Linked DNA regions of Mus musculus: region 1 is linked to region 2. Evidence: chromatin loops called from intact Hi-C (ENCODE). Cell type or tissue: left cerebral cortex. All regions are shown on one strand.

Region 1 (5,000 bases), 930 kb before region 2:
TGGATATAGGTTTCAGTTTAAGGATTATATTAACCCAGATTAGGATATTGTACCCCCCGCCCCATTCAAGTCCAGGCAGAAAGCTTTTGACCCCTGTTCAAGTCCAGGCAGAAAGTTACATTGTAGAGGAAGCAACTTTAAAGAACCCCAAGTACCCCAAGGAGGAAGTGTTGGGATTCTGTGGTAAAGGGCAATGGTCATCTTGTCCTAGGTGACACTTTGAGATGGAGCATAGCCCATCATGGTAGAATCCCACCAAGCATGAATAATAAATCTCAACAATAATTTAAAAAAGAAGTTCATTTTGGGCTTGGGTGTTTGTGTACTTGGTACAAAACATGAGACGTTTACATGCGTGTACTGATGATGTAAGATATGTAACCGTGTTTGTTGAATGGCCAAGGTGCTAGCAAAATCAAAGAGAATTAGATCACCCAGCCAGCGGTGTCTAGGGTTATATCTGATTGTTGTAAACCTAACAGCATTTTATTCCAAGTAGCAGCAATAATTAATATTTTCACGGGGGCAGGGCCTGCCTTTGGTCCCTGTGGCCCCTGCTGTAGACTGGTAATTGGGGAGGGACCAAGCAGTCACCTGATGGGATCAGACTTGCTCAGTTTCCCACATAGTCCCTTGATGGTGGTCATGGTCCTGTAACCGTCTGCATGGTTCCTGCATGGAGTATTCTCGGTACTTAAGGAAAAGCTTCATCTGAGGCACCAGGCGAGCTGTTTCCTCCTTGGTGCACACTGCAGGAAGCAGCAGCCGCCATCAGTGGATATGTGGCTGCTAGCAGGAAGTTACTACATAGTTAATATTCATTTTTCCCTTAGACAAAAAGGGTGTCAAGGTGTCTTACAACACAGGGACAGCCCTTCTTCATCTTCCCCTTTTCTCATTTGATTCAGCCTTACCCAGAATCCTCTTGTCTGGCATTCAGTAGATGTGCCCTCTTATGTTTTATCTTTACAAAGCACTCACAATATCATAGAACAAAAAATTTAAAAATCATTTTCTTTCCTTTATTGGTGTAAGTTAGAAGGTCTAAAGAATAATAGTGATGAGGATGTAGGTCAAACAGGAAATAAAATTAGTAAAAATAACTGCTGCCAACTGTTTGATGCTATGAGTCTATGTTTTGATGATTAAGGTTGGAGGGACAGACACCATGGGGGCAGAGGCTTTTACCTGTAGTGTGCAGCCACACTTCATGCCGCCCATTGTGGCCTCGCTTTGAGCTGTGTTCTTTATTCTTGAATATTTTCCCAGTGCCTTCTAAGAAGGATGGCAGGGATTTGCATTCGAAGTTTCACACAATGAGTTTCCATGACATACTTGTCTCAGTTTCCTAAACCTTCCCTCCTCGTGGAAGACCTTCACCGCAGGTGTCGAGAGTGCACAATTGAGCTGTTTTGTGCCTCTCCTCTAAGGTCCGTGGTTAAGTTCATCGTGGGTCCAGGTTGGTGGATCTCGGGCTGAGAGTAAACCAAAACGTTGGTTATCTGAACCTCCTTTTGCAAATGATTAGTCGCCCGGTGCATTCGTTACTTTCCTGTTGCTGTGACAGAGGGCCTGACTAAAAGAGAAATGGGGGAGAGGGGGTTTATCTTGACTGACAGTTCCAGAGGGGATAGGGCCCATCATGGCAGGGAAGGCATAGCAGCAAGAAGATGAAGATGGACTGGCGGTCAGGAAGCTGGCTGATCACGTTCCATCTGCAGGAAGACAGAGAGCAGGAAGTGGGACCAGGCTAAAAAAAATCCATATCCTTCAACAGGGCTCCACCTTGTAACTCTTCACGAACCTCCCTGAACAGCAGTACCAGCTGGGTATCAAGTTTCCAACATCAGAGCAAGAAAGGGCCGTTTACATCCAGACCACAGCACCGGACACTTGAGAGTTGGGGTTAATTTGGGGGTTGAAATTGCAGGACCTCCATGTGACAGCGTGCAGTTCTTGGACACTGACCTTAGGTTTTTCTTTTCGAGTGCACGTAATGATTTTTCTTAAGATTGTCTAATACACATTTTCAACGGTACCTGATCAATACACCAATGGCTTTGAAATGACGGAGTGCCACGAAATTCCTCTGTAATTTAAACATGATTAGCTGATGAAGGTTATGATCAATACGTGGCGGGAAGATAAATTAATTGATATCATCCTTTCAGGATGATGAGAAGCCTTTTGGAGGTGGGCCATGACTGATGAAGCGGCTGCTTCGTCTCTGGGAACCATTTTTTATAGATTGAATTTCCACATAGTCACATTTAACACTATCATTCCTTTGCATAGAAGCCATGAGCTGTGGACACACCAGTTTCTGCTTAAAGTTGTGTTCATCTGGAAGTGAAATTGTCTGTGAACACCGCGTGGTCTGTTTGTTGTAACCATGAGTCCTAGAGGGACAGAGTGCCTCTGAAGCTGTAGCAGTGTGTGCAGAGCGAGGGCTGGGAAGCTCCAGGCTTGACCCCAGTTCCTCCCCAGAGAAATGCCTCCACATGGTTGCTACTGGAGCTGTGACACCTATTGGTGTGAGAATGGCTTTCTAATCGTTGATGTTCCTTGCAGTTAAATTCAATATGCTTTATCAGCAAGCCTATTTGCTGAGAGAAGTTATGGCTGGTTGGATTTATATTTGTATTGATTAAGATAAACTTCTAGTGTCTGTGGTAGTATGTTAGAATTAAAAAGAAAGGATAAAGAGTCCTTGATGAAATTACTCTGGTTTGAGTATATAATTCTACAAGTGTGTTACAGGTCATTCTTTCCAGAAACTTTCAAAGGGTTTCTGTTTGATTTTCCTTTTTGGGGATTACTCTTACATCAAATAACTGCATACTGTTCCGTGATGAGGATAATCCGTGGTGGCCGTGTACCTCTTGCTACACATTTGTGTCCCCTGAGGTGTGGTCCAAGTAGGCAGGCTGAGGCCCTCCCAGGAGTCAGGACTGGTCTGTTTTACACCCTATCTTACTGGTGTGGTTTTCTTTCTTAAGACACCTAATGGTCCTGGTGGCTGCTGGCACCAGAGCCTCACCTGTCCATTTCAAAGAGAACAAGCAAAAAGACAAAGAAGAAAGAGACAAAGAGAAGCTCTCACCTGAGAACAGGTCCTGAGAGCCAAACGAGCTTCCAATTCTCATCCCATTGGCCAGGGCTTGCTTGTGTCCTGGTTCATTTGGCTAGGGCTTGCTTGTGCTCTGGTCTGATTGGCTAAGGCTTGCTTGTGCTCTGGCCTGATTGGCTAGGGCTTGCTTGTGCTCTGGTTCAATTGGCCAGGGCTTGTTTGTGGGCCATGATCACCCTGGGAAATGTCATATTTATCCTGCTAGTCAGGTGTCCAGATGAAACTGGTAGATGATGAAATGGCAGGATCCAGGGATCATCAGAGGTCCCTGTTGTTCATCTCATACACGGCCGGCAGCCTCACCTTGATGTCTCCTGTCTCTGTGTCTACTAGTTGCCCAGAAGATCGTTGCCACAAGGAAGAAGCAGCAGCTATCCATAGGCCCCTGCAAGTCCTTACCCAACTCTCCAAGCCACTCGTCTGTGTGTTCTGCCCAAGTGTCCGCGGTACACATCAGCCAGGTACTGGAGGTGATGCGGGAGGTGAGGCAGTGAGCGGGCGCCAAGGAGGACTTGGGGCAGGGAGGGTGCACAGCCGTGCCAAAGCTGTCATCCATCTCTTTTTTCTTTTTTTTTCTTTTTTAACTTTGTAAATAACAGCATGTCTGTAATTGACTTCCCATTTCCTTCAGAAGCTACTGTGGCCAAGTGGGTTTTATGGGAGTCAGTCTTTAATGTTCTCTCGCTCTGCACAATGCCTGCGTTATGAGGCATGCTGGCACAGGGTGGTGCCAGGTGTGTGCTGCTGTCTTTGCTGTTGATTGAAATCACTGGCTCTGCTCTTGATAGGTTTATGGCGGCAACAGTTGTGAGTAAATCTTACCGGCTCAGGAACACACTTAAGCGTAGACCTGGTGGTCAGCTACAGTCACCATCTCCTTTAGGTCCTGTAGAAGCTGGTAATATCCCCCAACAATGCTTCACTAAATTATTAATTTGGAAGCAAAGTACTTGTCACAGGAATCCACCCAGAGCCTCATTAAGGAGCTGGTGAATTGCTGGTCCTTGTTTTGTGATCAGTTGTCCTTGAGTGAGTGTCCCATTCCAGACACCCAGTGTGCCCGGAAAGCCGCTGCCCTTGTGCATTTACCCCCTAGGATGGGCCAGGATACACCTGAGCCCCTCCACCATTGGTGTCTTCAGTTAGGACAGTCCTCTGATTTCTGAGGTTCATGTAAGAGTGGCTGCTTGTTGTTCTGAGAGCCCTTTTCCTCCTCATCCCAGGAGGAACAGTGAAGTGACCACAAGGCCATTTTTAACTGTGCCTTGTTTTTCAGAGAAAGAAATATTGTGATTCTTTTCTAGGTTTTGTTTTCTTTTTTTTTTTCTCCAAAGTTCACTGCATTGGTACTGACCTGTAGTCTCAGTGGTCTAGAGACCGAGACAGGAAGATTACTTCAAGTTCAAATCCAGTGTGGGCTACATAGTGAGTTTAGGTCACCCTAGGCAACAGAACGAGGCCCTTTCTCAAGAAATAGAAATTTTCAAGCCCCGTTATGGAGACCTGAGTTCCCTTTTCTCAAAGTAACTCTTGCTTCCAACGGTACTCGGTGCTAGTAAAACTGGTCCGGTAAAGGAGCTGACACCATGTCTCATGATAAGAGAGCTTCTTCATGTCACTTTCCATTTTCCTTGCTGTGACCCTGTATGGGTGTTTTTGATGCTGTTTGATTGACAGTGCATTGCTTTTGTTTTTAATTTTTACAGACAAGTAACGGAGGTGGGAGTTTAAGTGACTACTCATCCTCTGTTCCTTCGACCCCAAGCACCAGCCAGAAAGAGCTTCGGATCGACGTCCCTCCCACTGCCAACACTCCAACGCCTGTCCGGAAGCAGTCCAAGCGCAGGTCCAACCTATTCACAGTGAGTGT
Region 2 (5,000 bases):
ATGCAGAGCCCAGTTGCCGAGTCCACAGTGTGACCAGGCCTGTGTGGTTATACCAGAGCTCTACCCTAGTTCCCACCTTCTAGAGAAGGACTCCTGGCTGGCTCGGCTGCCTCCTTCTGAAGCCCAGTAGATGATTCAGATCCCTATGTTTTTATTTTTGTCCTCCCTCATTTCTTACAAACACACACGTGCGCGCTCACACTCACACACACACGGCATGCACGCACACACACACAGGACAGTTAGTGTCACCCACTCCACATTTAGGAATTATTGAAACACGAATGAAATCAGCTCTGTCTCTGACACACATCGCAACCATGTTTCACCAACTTATCTTGAAACCGGCCACAGTTCAGATGGTGCACAGTTCTGGCTTTGTGAGTCTAACCTTATCAGCCTTTCCTTTCCTGATGTCTGGATTTGGGCTCACAATGGAATGTGGCTCTTGTAGAAGTGCTGGGTGCAGTTTTCCCCTAGTATCTGCACACCTCCAGTTCTCCCACTGGCTGGGGTGTTGCTGCGTGTGCTGTGAGCCGTTTAACAGCCCAGTGCTGTTTCTTGGAGGTCACTGCTTCATCATTTGAAATGTCACTTCCACTACATTCTGACTCTCCATAGGGACCCGGGTCCATTCTGGACTCTTTAATCTGTTCAGTGATCTCTCTAGTCAGGTAAATATATATGTTTGCAGCTAGGCATCATGGCCCATGCCTGCAGTCCTAGCACTCCGGAAGCAGAAGGGTTGCTATGTGTTCAAGGCCAGCCTGGACTATATAGTAAGTTCTAGGCCAGCCTGGGCTACCATGTAAAATGACTGCCCCCAACCCCCATCCTCAATCTCAAAACAAAAACAAAAAACACAACAAAAATGAAAACAAAAACACAAACAAAACAAAAATAAAAGAAACAAAAAAGAAAGAAAAACGAATTCTCCAAGCATCCATTATGAAATAGTAAGACTCAGAGAGGCTTCACAGAGCAGTTCACTATGCCTCACCTCTATCTCACCCAGCTGGAGACACTGAGTTCTCCTACTTGCTGGAACTCATTCATGTGACAGTTCCACCGACAGCAACACTGCTGACTTGGACTAACGGATGCAGAGACAGCACAAGATGTTGAGAGCCTTAGACTCACAAGATCATGCTGGCAATAAACAGCCTGAAGGCACTTTGGGTGACTTGGGTCCTGGTAGTTCTACCTTTGTGAATACAAGAAGGACCAGAATCTTAGAGGTCAGAGTCAGGATGAATAGAACTCTATGCCCAGGCTTCATTCTTCTGGACACTCCTGACTTTGTCCCCACTACAAATCAGAGAGGCAGTGAGCCAGGAACTGCTGCGCTTGCCACCTCCCTTTTGTGGAGAGGAGACCTTGTCTGTCTTGCTGGGGTGAAAGATGGCCAGCCTGGAAAGAGCCCAGTATCCCCATTTACTCCCAGATGGGATCATCAGCCTTAAACTGTAAGCTCCTTGCGACAGAAACTGGCCTCTGATCACTAGGAAGTGGCCTCCCCAACTCCGAGACCGAGGCACCCTCAAGGTGAGGTTTCCTAAGCTCCGTCCCCTTCCCTCTTGCCTGGGAATTCCATTTGCTCCCTGGTGCCCACACTTAGCCTTCCACCCAGTGTGCACTGCATTTGAGCCATCAGAATTGGGGTGGACAGAGAGGGAACCTGAAACAGACAAAAGTCCGTGTCTGTCGAAAGCGGTGTTCCAATTTTCTATTTGAAAAGTAACTGCGAGGAATGGACTATCCTGAGCTGAGAAAAAACAAAAACCAAAACAAGTCAAACCCAACCAAAACAAACAAAACCTAGAGACTAGGAAACAGTCCTACACTAAGTTAAAGTCGGCAGTGGTAGCAGAGCGCCCTCTGCTGGGCAGCCTGGGATCAACCTGAGGTACCCAAGCTTGGTTTCTGCTTGGCTGTTCCCCTCTCTCTGCTTTAGAGGAGATAAACCTGCAAATGACTCCTGGAGAATTGTGTTCTTTCCAAAATAGTTAATATGATATATGACCTACGTCTCATTATCAGAGGTTTAAAAGATTTGGCTTAAGTCCTGTGTGAATAAGGATGTGGACTTGTGACCTCAAAGCCCTCAAGGCAGCCATCCAGGGCGTGTTAGCTGTTAGTTCTAGAGGTGAGATGAGTAAGGGACTTTCCTCCACTCAAGTGGTCACACCAGGATTCCCAGGTCTGAGCTCTCAAGTGTACTGGTGTCAAGTGCCTGGGAAAAAAGTTCTCCTGACCATGTAGTAAACTTAAGTTTTATTTCTAGAAATCTGACTTTTGAGTTTTGTAATGGCTTCTGTACTGTAGCTTCTTATTCCAGTTTGTTTCTAGAAAAGTTTAGCTTATCCCTTTGGGAGAGTTTATTGATTGCATACTATTTGTAAGAAGCTGGGCTGGACGCTGAGGAAGCAGAGAGTTGACAGGAGGCTCCCACTCCACAGACGGTGACTGGTGGCTGTAATGGAAGGCTTCAGCGAGACACTCAGAGCCAACTCATTTCTATCTGCTGCCACAGATCTAGCTTGAGAATCTGTGTGACACAGTAAGGCTCGGGCATGAAGTGTGCTGGAAGGGGACTGGGGTGGAGCAAGAAGAAAGCAGGAGAGAAACGGGCACAGAAGAGGACTTTCACAGGGCACAAACAAACTCGACTCACCTCCGGAAATTCTTTCAGAAGACTGAGACCCTGACCCAGTACTCAGAGTGTGACAACTCAAGAAATCTGTGGACAAAAGTCTGGTGACAACTTTCACTCTGGCATAGAGATGGCGGCAGGTTATACTGCAATACCAACCCTATTCTTTGATAGGAGTTAGCACACATTCTCTGAGAAAATGTGTGCTAACAGGAGAAAAGCTCTGAATTGATTCCCTAGCTACTCAGAAAAGGAGGATAGGATTCATTAGTGATGTCAGCTGTGGCTGGTGTCTGAGGAAGGGGCAGGGTCCAGTCTGAACTTGCCTTCATTGGTCCCAAGACAACTGCATGTGTGCCACCTCCCTCCCCTTCTAAAAACTAGGACTCGAGGAAATGCAGAGGGAGAAGATTCCACAGCAATAGCTATGCTGCCAGAGCCCTCGGCTATAAGAATGGATAGGCATCCTGGGTGCTTCTGTAGGCTTGGATGAATGAAGACAGGCATCTGCATAAAACCATGGAGAAGCCAGGCAAGACAGAGAATATGCCCCACAGGCAGACATGGGCATCCTGGAGGTTGGCACATGTAAAGTAGGGAGCAAGGACTACTGGAGCCAACAGGGAGACTGGACCCTGCCCCTTCCTCAGACACCAGCCACAGCTGACATCACTAATGAATCCCATCCTCCTTTCCTGAGTAGCTAGGGAATCAATTCAGAGCTTTCCTCCACAGAGAATGTGTGCTAACTCCTATCAAAGAATAGGGTTGGTATTACATCAGCCCAGGCTCCCTGTCCAGCCCCCAGAAGACACCAGTGACAACAACAGCTCTAGCCAGGCACGACTCCAGGGTAGAAGAACACAGCATGTCAAATCCTCTTCACTGGGACCTAGAGAGTGGACTCTGCACATCCTTTTGTGAAGTGTCCTCTAAATCAGAATTTCGATGGTGCTAAAAACCTTATTACATCCTGCTGGTGCAAGCCAAAGGCTAACAGGCATGCATCTAGAGAGGGCAGGAAGAGAAAAGGCAAGGCTCTATTGTCAAGGACCAAATAAGAGGACATCTGGCCAGCAAGTCAGCAAGATTTACCAAGTACATGTTTGTTAAGAGCTCACAGCAAACAAGTTTACAGAATTAAAATCAACTAGAAACAGAAATTGCAATGAATCAACCATCTTCCCAGATTCTGTTAGCAAACAGCCAGGAAGTCTTTAGCCTTGTCCTTGGATAGATTCCCGTACTATCATTGGGATTGGCACCTTTAAACAGACTGGGTATTCTTCTTTTCTCAACTAGATGCCCGTGATGGCTTGAATAGGTATTCACTTATGAGTTTGAATGCTTGGCCCACAGGGAGTGGCACCTACTAGGAGACATGGCCTTGTTGGAGGAAGAGTGTCACTGTTGGTGCCACAAGCTGGACTCAGTTGGTCCCTCAACCCAGGGGAGAAATCAGGGTCCCAGTACTCAGATGGGCAAGGAGTCAGCGAGTGACAAACAGACACAAACACAAGAGAGTGTTGGATCTGAATGTAATTTCTCAAAGCAAGCATCAGACTTACAGAAGAAAACAAGGAAATTAGGTGATACATCAGCCAAGGTACAAGGTACAAGGTCTGATGCATAATGACACAAAACAGAGAAGTGCATGTATAAAGACTGGCAGGAACCAGGCAGTGGTTACAGCTGAGATAAAAGTGGTTCTATCTAAAGTCAGCTATTCTAGGAGCCAGGTGAGGATTTTTCATGCTAGTCACAATTCTAGTTTATTGTATAACCCACCACCAGGGGTCCCTTGGTAAGCGCCTAACTATGCTATTCCTCTGAGCCTTGTGAAAACTTGTACCAGGGGGTTCCGCTCTTGCTAATCTTTTCATGAATAATGCAATACTGTAGTTCCTCCTTAAACCACAATCCACCTCCTTCCTAGACCATTGTAAATTCCTGCATATGTGAGTGACTCGGCTATCATTTTAAGTATCCATAGGGAACCTCCATTTATCAGAGGAACTCACCAATTTTCTTCTAATATGTAATGTAGTCTGCCATATCTGACTGTAATGAGAATTCTAAGTTTACTTTGTAGAACTTGCCCTGAGATTTCTACTCTTATCCAGTAAGCTGCAATGCCTGATTTCTTTTTCTATCTCTCTTTCAACACTGTAGGCATTTTGTCTGAATAAGTCAAATCATTCCTTGGGGGCATCTATAATAAAACAATACTGAAGGAAAGCACACAAGACCCTCCACAGACTATCACAGGGACAAATCTAAAACACATCTGTTACGGGATTCCAAGGCCTCCAGGAGACCAGTTTCCATGAAACTTTTTGCCTCAGGA

What was found. Peaks named below come from ENCODE experiments on the same cell type or tissue, not always from the same donor. Only the 100,000 strongest peaks of a DNase experiment are listed, where the experiment ranks them.
Region 1: it touches region 2 in a loop (8-fold over the local background); 4 of 42 quality-filtered maps call a loop at or near these places.

What each region holds. Positions count from the first base shown.
Region 1 is chr1:89,660,198-89,665,197 of GRCm38, forward strand. It overlaps Agap1 (ArfGAP with GTPase domain, ankyrin repeat and PH domain 1), which reads left to right. Exons shown (of 18, transcript NM_178119.3): 7 at 3,464-3,591; 8 at 4,837-4,992. Among named protein-coding and RNA genes, the nearest start is that of 4933400F21Rik, 21 kb to the right of the region's middle. In left cerebral cortex, no CTCF peak of the experiment used is centred here; no DNase peak of the experiment used is centred here.
Region 2 is chr1:90,591,164-90,596,163 of GRCm38, forward strand. No RefSeq gene overlaps it. Among named protein-coding and RNA genes, the nearest start is that of Cops8, 9.8 kb to the right of the region's middle. In left cerebral cortex, a CTCF peak has its summit at 1,884 (motif pointing left); a DNase peak (open chromatin) is centred at 1,881.